Regions from separate parts of the Homo sapiens genome. Here region 1 is linked to region 2. A link is an interaction called in ENCODE POLR2A ChIA-PET data of the cell type or tissue named here. Cell type or tissue: K562. All regions are shown on one strand.

Evidence for each region. Peaks named below come from ENCODE experiments on the same cell type or tissue, not always from the same donor. Only the 100,000 strongest peaks of a DNase experiment are listed, where the experiment ranks them.
Region 1: POLR2A ChIA-PET joins it to region 2 with 9 read pairs; 2 of 35 experiments call an interaction of 5 or more read pairs at or near these places.

Annotation. Positions count from the first base shown.
Region 1 is chr2:178,514,973-178,518,972 of GRCh38, reverse strand. It overlaps PLEKHA3 (pleckstrin homology domain containing A3), which reads right to left. Exons shown (of 8, transcript NM_019091.4): 8 at 2,510-4,000. Among named protein-coding and RNA genes, the nearest start is that of TTN-AS1, 6.2 kb to the left of the region's middle. In K562, no CTCF peak of the experiment used is centred here; no DNase peak of the experiment used is centred here.
Region 2 is chr2:177,253,059-177,257,058 of GRCh38, reverse strand. The region is part of intron 1 of NFE2L2 (NFE2 like bZIP transcription factor 2); the gene reads left to right. It overlaps MIR3128 (microRNA 3128), which reads left to right and starts at 1,049; the gene lies at 1,049-1,114. RefSeq lists a silencer at 1-58. In K562, a CTCF peak has its summit at 2,437; DNase peaks (open chromatin) are centred at 1,635, 1,869 and 2,438.

The DNA.
Region 1 (4,000 bases), 1.3 Mb before region 2:
CAGACACCGGTCTCAGCCTTATGAAGGGATGTAGCACATGAATGAATGCAGCTTTTTGTTGTCAGCTGCCACTTCTGAGACCACCATAATCAACTTTTAGCTTTTGGTCAGATGAGGGACACAGGTATTCCTCGTTCTCCAACTTGCCAAGAAATTCGGCCCACATGCATAAGGCAGGCCAGCTGTTTCCCCTTCACTTCCATATCCCTGCCACAACCCAAAGAAGCCAAAGAGAAGGGACACCACCAGGCCCATGAGGCCAAGACCAGGTGGGAGGCTGAGATGCTCTGTCCTAAAAACCTAAAGGACCACTAAGGGGAAGAGAATGAGACCCCAGAAAGAAAGCTCAAAATGGAGAATATTGAGATCCAGGTCTTTGAATAACATGCCCAGAGTCACATGGTTAGCAACAGAGCTGGAACTAGAGGCCAGGTCTCTGTTTATCAGTGTTGTCTTTCCACCCCTTCAAAACACCAAGAACCAAACCTGCTGGAGGGTGAGCAGGCAAGAGAGTGCTTGATTAGGGAGAAGAGGGCTCTTTTCCACTTTGAGAATCATTGTAGTTCCAGGGCAGGGTCAACAGCAAAATGCCATCAGGTTGCTTCCTGTAAAAAAAGTCCTTCATTTCTAGTGTAGGGAATTCCTCTTCTCAGAAAGCTCAGGCCAGAGATGCTGAACCCTTAACTGGCATCTGAAATATAGTCAGGAAATAGGGTGCTTACCTGACCCAGCGTGTCACGTGAAGGGACAGCAATGGGAGAGCTTCCCAGAAACTACACTACTGGACCCTATAGTATTCACACAAAAGAATCGTTCAATCATTGCAGGAAGAAAGCATCCTAGCAAAATAATCTGCCTATTTCTTGGTAGGGGTTGAGACAGAGGGAAGCAGACTGAGAGTTCTTGAAATATTTAAGATACGGGATTGTAGCCACTATAAGAAAGGTTTCTGAGTGCAGGGCATTGTATAGAAATTATTCCAGAGAACTTGGAGGATTTGGCTTTATTAATTGCAGTTTGACACTGGGATGAGTACATTTCTTACTTAAAGGGAAGTAGCTTTCTCTTCCAGAGAATTCTCAAAGGCATGTATAAAGCAGTATCCTTGCAAGTACTGTACTTCTTATTTTTCCTTAACACACAGGGTAGTTGAGAGAAGAGACTGAAAGAGCACTGCCTTCAGCCCAGTGACCATTCTTTGAGCTGTTTTCTCTTTCCCCATCTGAGGGAAGAGTGGAGTTTTGTGGTGATGGCAGTCGTCTCCTTCACATCTGCTCCAGATCAGAAACTCACCACAGCTATTAATCTGCTGATGTGAGCACATAGTACTAGCTTCATTTTCCAACCCCACATAAAAATGTCAAAACTTTAGTCAGAAAACCAGAGAGAAGCAAAAGGCAGGGTGTATGGAGATCTACATTTACCCTAATATCACCTCCAGTAGTGCTTCTCAAACTTTAAAGTGTGTAGCAATCACCGAAGGAACTTTTGAAAACGCAGAATCTAGTTCAGCAGATCTGGGATGGGGATGCTGAGATTCTGCATTTCTAACAACCCCCAAGGGAACCTCGGCCCATGCTAATAAGGACCTATTTGGCCTTTCTGACTGCTAGACGATGGCCACAAACTTTAGTGAGACAGATATATAAAAGAGATAGATCTATATCTATCTATATACACATAGAAACACACATCCCCCACCTCTTCTAAAATGCAACAATCAGAATTGAGAATTTCCATCCAGCTCAATGGTTTGCAAAGCTGGCTACCCATTGGAATCACTGAAAAACTTTCAAAAAATACTGATGATTGGGTCTCACCTTGCCCCCAGAGGTGTTGCTATAATTGGTCTGCGTCAACCTACCCATGAACCTAGGAAATTTAAATGCACCCTGCGGGGCGGGAGTTCTTTTTTTTTTTTTGAGACAGGGTCTCACTCTGTTGCCCAGGCCGGAGTGCAGTGGTGCAATTACAGTTCACTGCACCCTCAACCTCACGGGCTCAAGCAATCCCCACATCTCAGCCTCCCGAGTAGCTGGAACTACAGGCAAGCAACACCACGTCCACGTCCAGCTCTTTTTTTTTTTTTTTTTTTTTTTTGGAGACATGAGGTTTCACTATGTTGCCCAGGCTGGTTTTGAACTCCTGAGCTCAAGCAATCCGCCCAACTCTGCCTCCCAAAGTGCTGGGATTACAGATGTGAATCACTGTGCCTGGCTGCACCCTGGGGGTTTGTAATGTGCAGCCAAGATGGAGAACTCCTGATCTAAACAAATAAGGTGATGCACTGTATGCTTTCGTTTAAAGGTTAGCTATCATCACTACTATCTTTTCTCACATCACAGCACTAATCTTAAAATAGCCAACCAGCTTTTAAATTTAAATGTGCAGCAAACCAGTCACGTTTTTAAAAAGCAAAGTGTTACGCTTCCTCAAACTTTCAAAACATGCTGTATTTAAGTTTTTCTCAGTGGCATGGCAAATTTATTAAACATTTTCCCCCACACTGTTCACATCACTCAGGTTTTATTGAATTTATAAAATTACTACAATATTTTCGACAAGCAGAATTTTTATGACAAAAATATAGAGTATACACCTTTTGGAATTTGGAAAAGAAAAAAATACTCACAAAATAAGTATACATATATTTTTAAATGAAGTTTATTTTCCCCTGGGAATAGAAATTCTATTCTGAAACTTTTTCAAAATTAAAGTGTTTAGTTATAGCAATCAAAATCTGTATTTGCTATTAGGTTTCTAAGTTAATTTAGAGACTAGCTTTTTAAACCAATTCCATTATTTCCAATTTCTTAACTTCTAAACTTACAAATTTTTCACTTAAATACCCATAACTACTTTTGCAAGAATCATTTTATGTATATATATGTATGTATATATATATATGTATGTGTATATACACATATATAAGCTATATATACATCTTATAACTAGCTACAATAAAGACATTTAAAAGGCCAAAAAAATTCATGTGCTTATGTTTCTAACAATATTTAAACACGCAAAGAAAAGACTATTTTAACAGCAATTATGCTACTTTCTAATGCTTGCTTATTTATGTTTAGGTTAAAACAATAGTTAGGGTGCAAATGTGAATGATAAATACTATTCAACTAGTTAACTGAAAAAAAGTGAAAATTTTGGAAAGCCAATTATAATTAAGATAGTCATTGTATCTAAGATATTAAATAATAAAGCAGTGAGTTTTAAATTCACTCAAGAATTAGAAAGCAAAAAAATTACAAAAAAATAATTAGAAAGCAAAGATAAATACTAGCAACATAACACTTAGTGAGTGGTCAATGAATATTAACTGAAGAAATTTTTTAAAAGAGGTAAATAAATGTATAAACAATCCTAAATTAAATGGTTAACAGACCCCCTGAACTCACCGCCATTCCCAAGTGATTATTTTCTTTTCTGAAATAATATACCTAATATAGAAATAGTAAGAAGGCCATTTTGGGGAACTCTATAATCATCTATCAAAACTGGAGAAAAAGATAAAGTGAATAAAATTTTAAAAAGGTAGACAGAATGAGAAAAGTTCATATGTCTTTTTTTGGCTAATTATAGACAACATTGGAAAGCTCTTAGAAATTTACTAACATTCAACCATGATTTCCATAAGAGCTCTTCAGGACAGGTAGAAAGGAAATGTTGAGAAACTACACAGAATTCTGAAAACCAGAGGGCAAGAAAACTCACACAGTGAGTCTTTCGTTTTCTCTAGAGTAAGACACTAATGGACTTGAACTATTAAAAACATCATCTAAGACTATATCCACTGCCGTCACACTCCCCCAAAAGAAAAAAAAAAAAATACCTGCAGGAGTCAAATCCCCAAAAGTGGCAAATGCCAACATACAGTAGAGGAAGCCATATGCTACAAAAAAAAAAAAAAAAAAAGAGAGAGAATGTTATAAGACCAAAAATTGGTAAGTCATCGGTATATAGCTTCCTCACTCAAGTCACCTTC
Region 2 (4,000 bases):
TACCTGAATGGCTTTTGGGTTGACATATTTGGAAACTGGGGCTAACTTCCAAACTGTTGGCAACTTGTGTGTGGGTGTGCGTGCCACAGCACAGCAGTCCCACTTGAGAGACTTGATGGTGTGGTGGTGGTTGGGGGGCTTCTGAAGCTGGCTTAGCCCCAGCCCTATACACCCACCCCACAGATGGTGGGAACAAGCCCAGAAGAGAGTGGGTAACTCTGTCCACTGTGGCCTCCACAGCCAAGGTTGCCAGGCAGAGCTCGCAAGGCCCAATTCCAGTCTTGTCTTTGACCGTTGCCCCTTTGTGTTGGGGGGGTGTATTTAGTCACCTTTCTGGAAGCATGCTTTTCTAATTCTAGTCATCAGTAGTTTGTTGCTTTAAGATTTTGAAAATGGTATCCTGTTATTTTACTTAGGAGTTTCGTATTGAATGGTGTACATAATGTGATTCAAGTACCTCAAAACAGAAGGACTTCAGTTAAGATTTAGGCTCTATGCAACATACACTTCTTGCATTTTCTCATTCAATGTCCTTTCCTTTTTTTTTTTTTTTTTTTTTGCAAGAATGTAGCTGACATTCAGAGTAGATTAGTACCTTCAATGTCTGTGTGAAAGAAATGACCTTAATATGAGGACAATATTGACTGTGTATTTAGGGGGCCCACTGTTAAGGCATATAGAATTTTGCTTTATTTCAGACCTGACAATCTCTTGTCTGCTCTGCTTCCGCATAAAATTATAATACTGCACATGGATGTAAAACCCAACCTATTCCCTGCCTGAGGGACTAGAATAGAGGGAAGAATGACTATAGTTCTTTGTTGCCTTTTGTGAAGGTAACAGGCACAGAGGTATGATGCATGATGGAATTATATACCTCTTCTTGAGGTGTTTGAGGGCTGACTAAGGACCTGTACTTTTTTTTTGGTTTGTTTTGCAGTACTGGGGCCAGGGAGCCTTGCTGTTGTGTCTAGAGAGTGTTGAAGAACCATGAATATTTCGCAAAAAGAAAATAATTTTTTTAACCATTAAAATTCCTGGTAGTGACTTCCTCTGGCAAGTAAAAAACTCTCATTTTCCTTAAAAAATGAGAGTTTTTTACTTGCAATAGGAAAACTTGCCAATTTTTCAAGTTATTTTTATTCTTGATGATTCTCAATGAGACATAATTAAAATACACATAGAAAAAACAACCGTAGGCCAGGTGCAGTGGCTCACACCAGTAATCCCAACACTTTGGGAAGTCAAGGTGGGAGGATCACTAGAGACCAGGAGTTTGAGATGAGCCTGGGCAACATATTGAGACACTGTCTCCTCAAAAAATTAAAAAAATTAGCTGGATCCAGTGGTGCACACCTGCAATTGTAGCTATTTGGGAGGCTAAGGTGGAAGAATAGCTTGAGCCCAGGAGTTTGAAGGTGCAGTGAGCCATAATCATGCCACTGTACTCCAGCCCAGGCAACAGAGTAAGATCATGTCTCAATGAAAAAAAGAAAAATCAACCCTAGTGGACTGGAACAGGGCTGGTTTACTTTGTGTCAGCTGCAGTGCCCCCACTCGCCAACCCACATGTTCTTCTCCTGCTGGTTCCCAAGCAGAGACCAGAACCAAGAATGAGAATCATCCTGTGGGTGCAGGTTGTATCTTATCCTCCAGAGACAGCACTTCACCCTCTGTTAGAAACTTCTTTACCACACTGCCTGTTTGGTGAAATCCTTAGGGCAGTGACTTCCAAACTGTGATCCAGGGGCCACCCTTGGTGGGAGGATCAGGAAGGAGGGGGAATGTATCTTAAGAAAAGTTGGGGGAAGCTCATATCTCTTCTCGTTGATCCTGAGAAGTAAAGTCTTTCCTCCTCAGAGAGATGCGGGTAGACATGACTCGCCTAGATAGAAGCTCATTCATCTCCCTCCCTTCTGCCTCTGCAGGACTCTTGGAAGTCTGGGTCCCCGGGAGTATGCGGCTCTTGCTCTGTGCTACAGGTTTCCAAAGTTCACTTGATAACAGTACAATTGTGCTGTAAATTGTGCAGTAATGGAGACTGAGGAAACAATTAGTCTTTCATCTTCATTCATGTTACCAGCTCACTTCCTATGGTGTGAAAAGAGCCAGACTTTGGAGTTAGGAGACATCTGAATACAGACAGAACTGGCAAGATTATGGGGAAGAAAAGGGAAAAGTAATGAATATTTTCAAAGAGGTTAAGCCATTTGGCCAGGACAACACTGCTTGCAGGTAGCAGAACTGGGATTTTGACTGTCCATAATCCCTATTCTCTGCTTGTTTTACTCCTTCCCTCTCTTCTTTCTTTTTTCATTGTCTAATGACCTACAGACATTCTGTCAGCTGCTAAAGAATGAGGGACTCCTTTATAAAGATTGATAGGACAGTGTCGCTACTTAAGGAGTTCCTTCCATGTGGACCAGTGGGGGCGCTGTTGACGCATGGGGCTGGACTTCTCTTTGGAGCAGAGTCCTGTTCCACGGATCGCTGTGACAAGCAGAAAGTGCCCCACCCCACCTCCATACAATTCCTAATGCTCCTGGGTGATACAACCGCCCCAGTGGAAGCACGGTGGTGCATGGACTTCTAGAGACCATTTGAAGCCAGGACATTGCTGCTTGTTCTTAGGAAATGGCAGAATATTACTTTCTTGTTTTTTGTAGGGAAGCCTGCCATCTCACCAGGTGGCAGCTTGTTTATACCTTTTATCCTAACCTGAAGCAGGTGATGGGACAGAGGTCATCGAATATAATGAAAGTGCCACAAAGGTAGAGTCTGGGTATATTTTATTTATGCAGGTAGAGTGACTTGTCCAGATCCCTTCACACAGAGCAACATTTAATATGGTAATTGTTACTGCTGAAGTTGGCCATTTCTCGGACCTACAGCTGCAAGGAATTGGTAACAAAAGGATAAACTAAACATTGTTACTATTTTAATTTTCAAGGAGATGAAGTTAAAATCATATATGTCATATCTCTCTGGGGCTTAGCCACCTTTTCTGCTGGGCACTTTTTGAAGAAGTCTGAATACTGAGATAGGAGAGTAAAGGGGGGAAAGTAAGTTTGCCCACTTCTCATCCTTTTTCTGACCATCAGCCTGAGGGAAGTAACTAGAATCCGCTAAGAAAATTCACTTAATCAGCAGTTGATTGATTGTTATATTGTCCACATTGCAAAATTCTTTAAAGGATATTTGAAGATATTATCACATTTGTTCTCTTACAATCTATTGTATTGTTTATTTGAAGGGGTGAGTGTTAATAGTTCTTAAGATATCGTACTTTATTTCCGGTAGCATATCCAAGAAATAATTTAGAAGTATTGTTAATGGGAATGATGTTAAATAATTTTTCTATGACTAGTAGTTGGGACATATATGATATAAAACATGGTATCTTTGTTACTTAAGTAATTTGAACTCTAACCCCATATATCTTAGGTAGACAATGAAAATACTGAATTGTTAGTCTAAATAATATACACGTACTCATTCCGCAAATATTTATTAGGTATCTACACACCCTAGGAATCTTTCAGGGCATGAAGCTGTTTTAATCTTCCAAGATAATGCAGCACGTATCCCCCTTGAGGGACATTTGTTTTTCAAATTGCTCCTCTGTGTCTCCTCTGCTTAGGATATGAGTTCCTCTAAGACTGTATTTTAATCTTTTGTGTAATTCTGATGTCTAGCGCCATGCCTGGTGCTTACGTAATAGTTGCTCAGTCAGTTTGAGGGTGAGTCCATTAACTGCCCTCTAGGAGCTTGATATTTAATATAAACTAGTCTGTGATACATGACAATGCTGTGACAGTGCAGATGAGAAAATGTGACTTCTAACTGGGGTGCTCAGAGAGGATATCCTGGAGGAACTGCCATTTTAACTAGACTTTTCTTTTAAGCAGGTAGATTTTGTTTGGTTCAGGCTTCAGCTGGAAGCCCAAGCAATGGTGCAGATATGAGCTGGACTATGACAGACTATTGGGCCAGTGGGGCT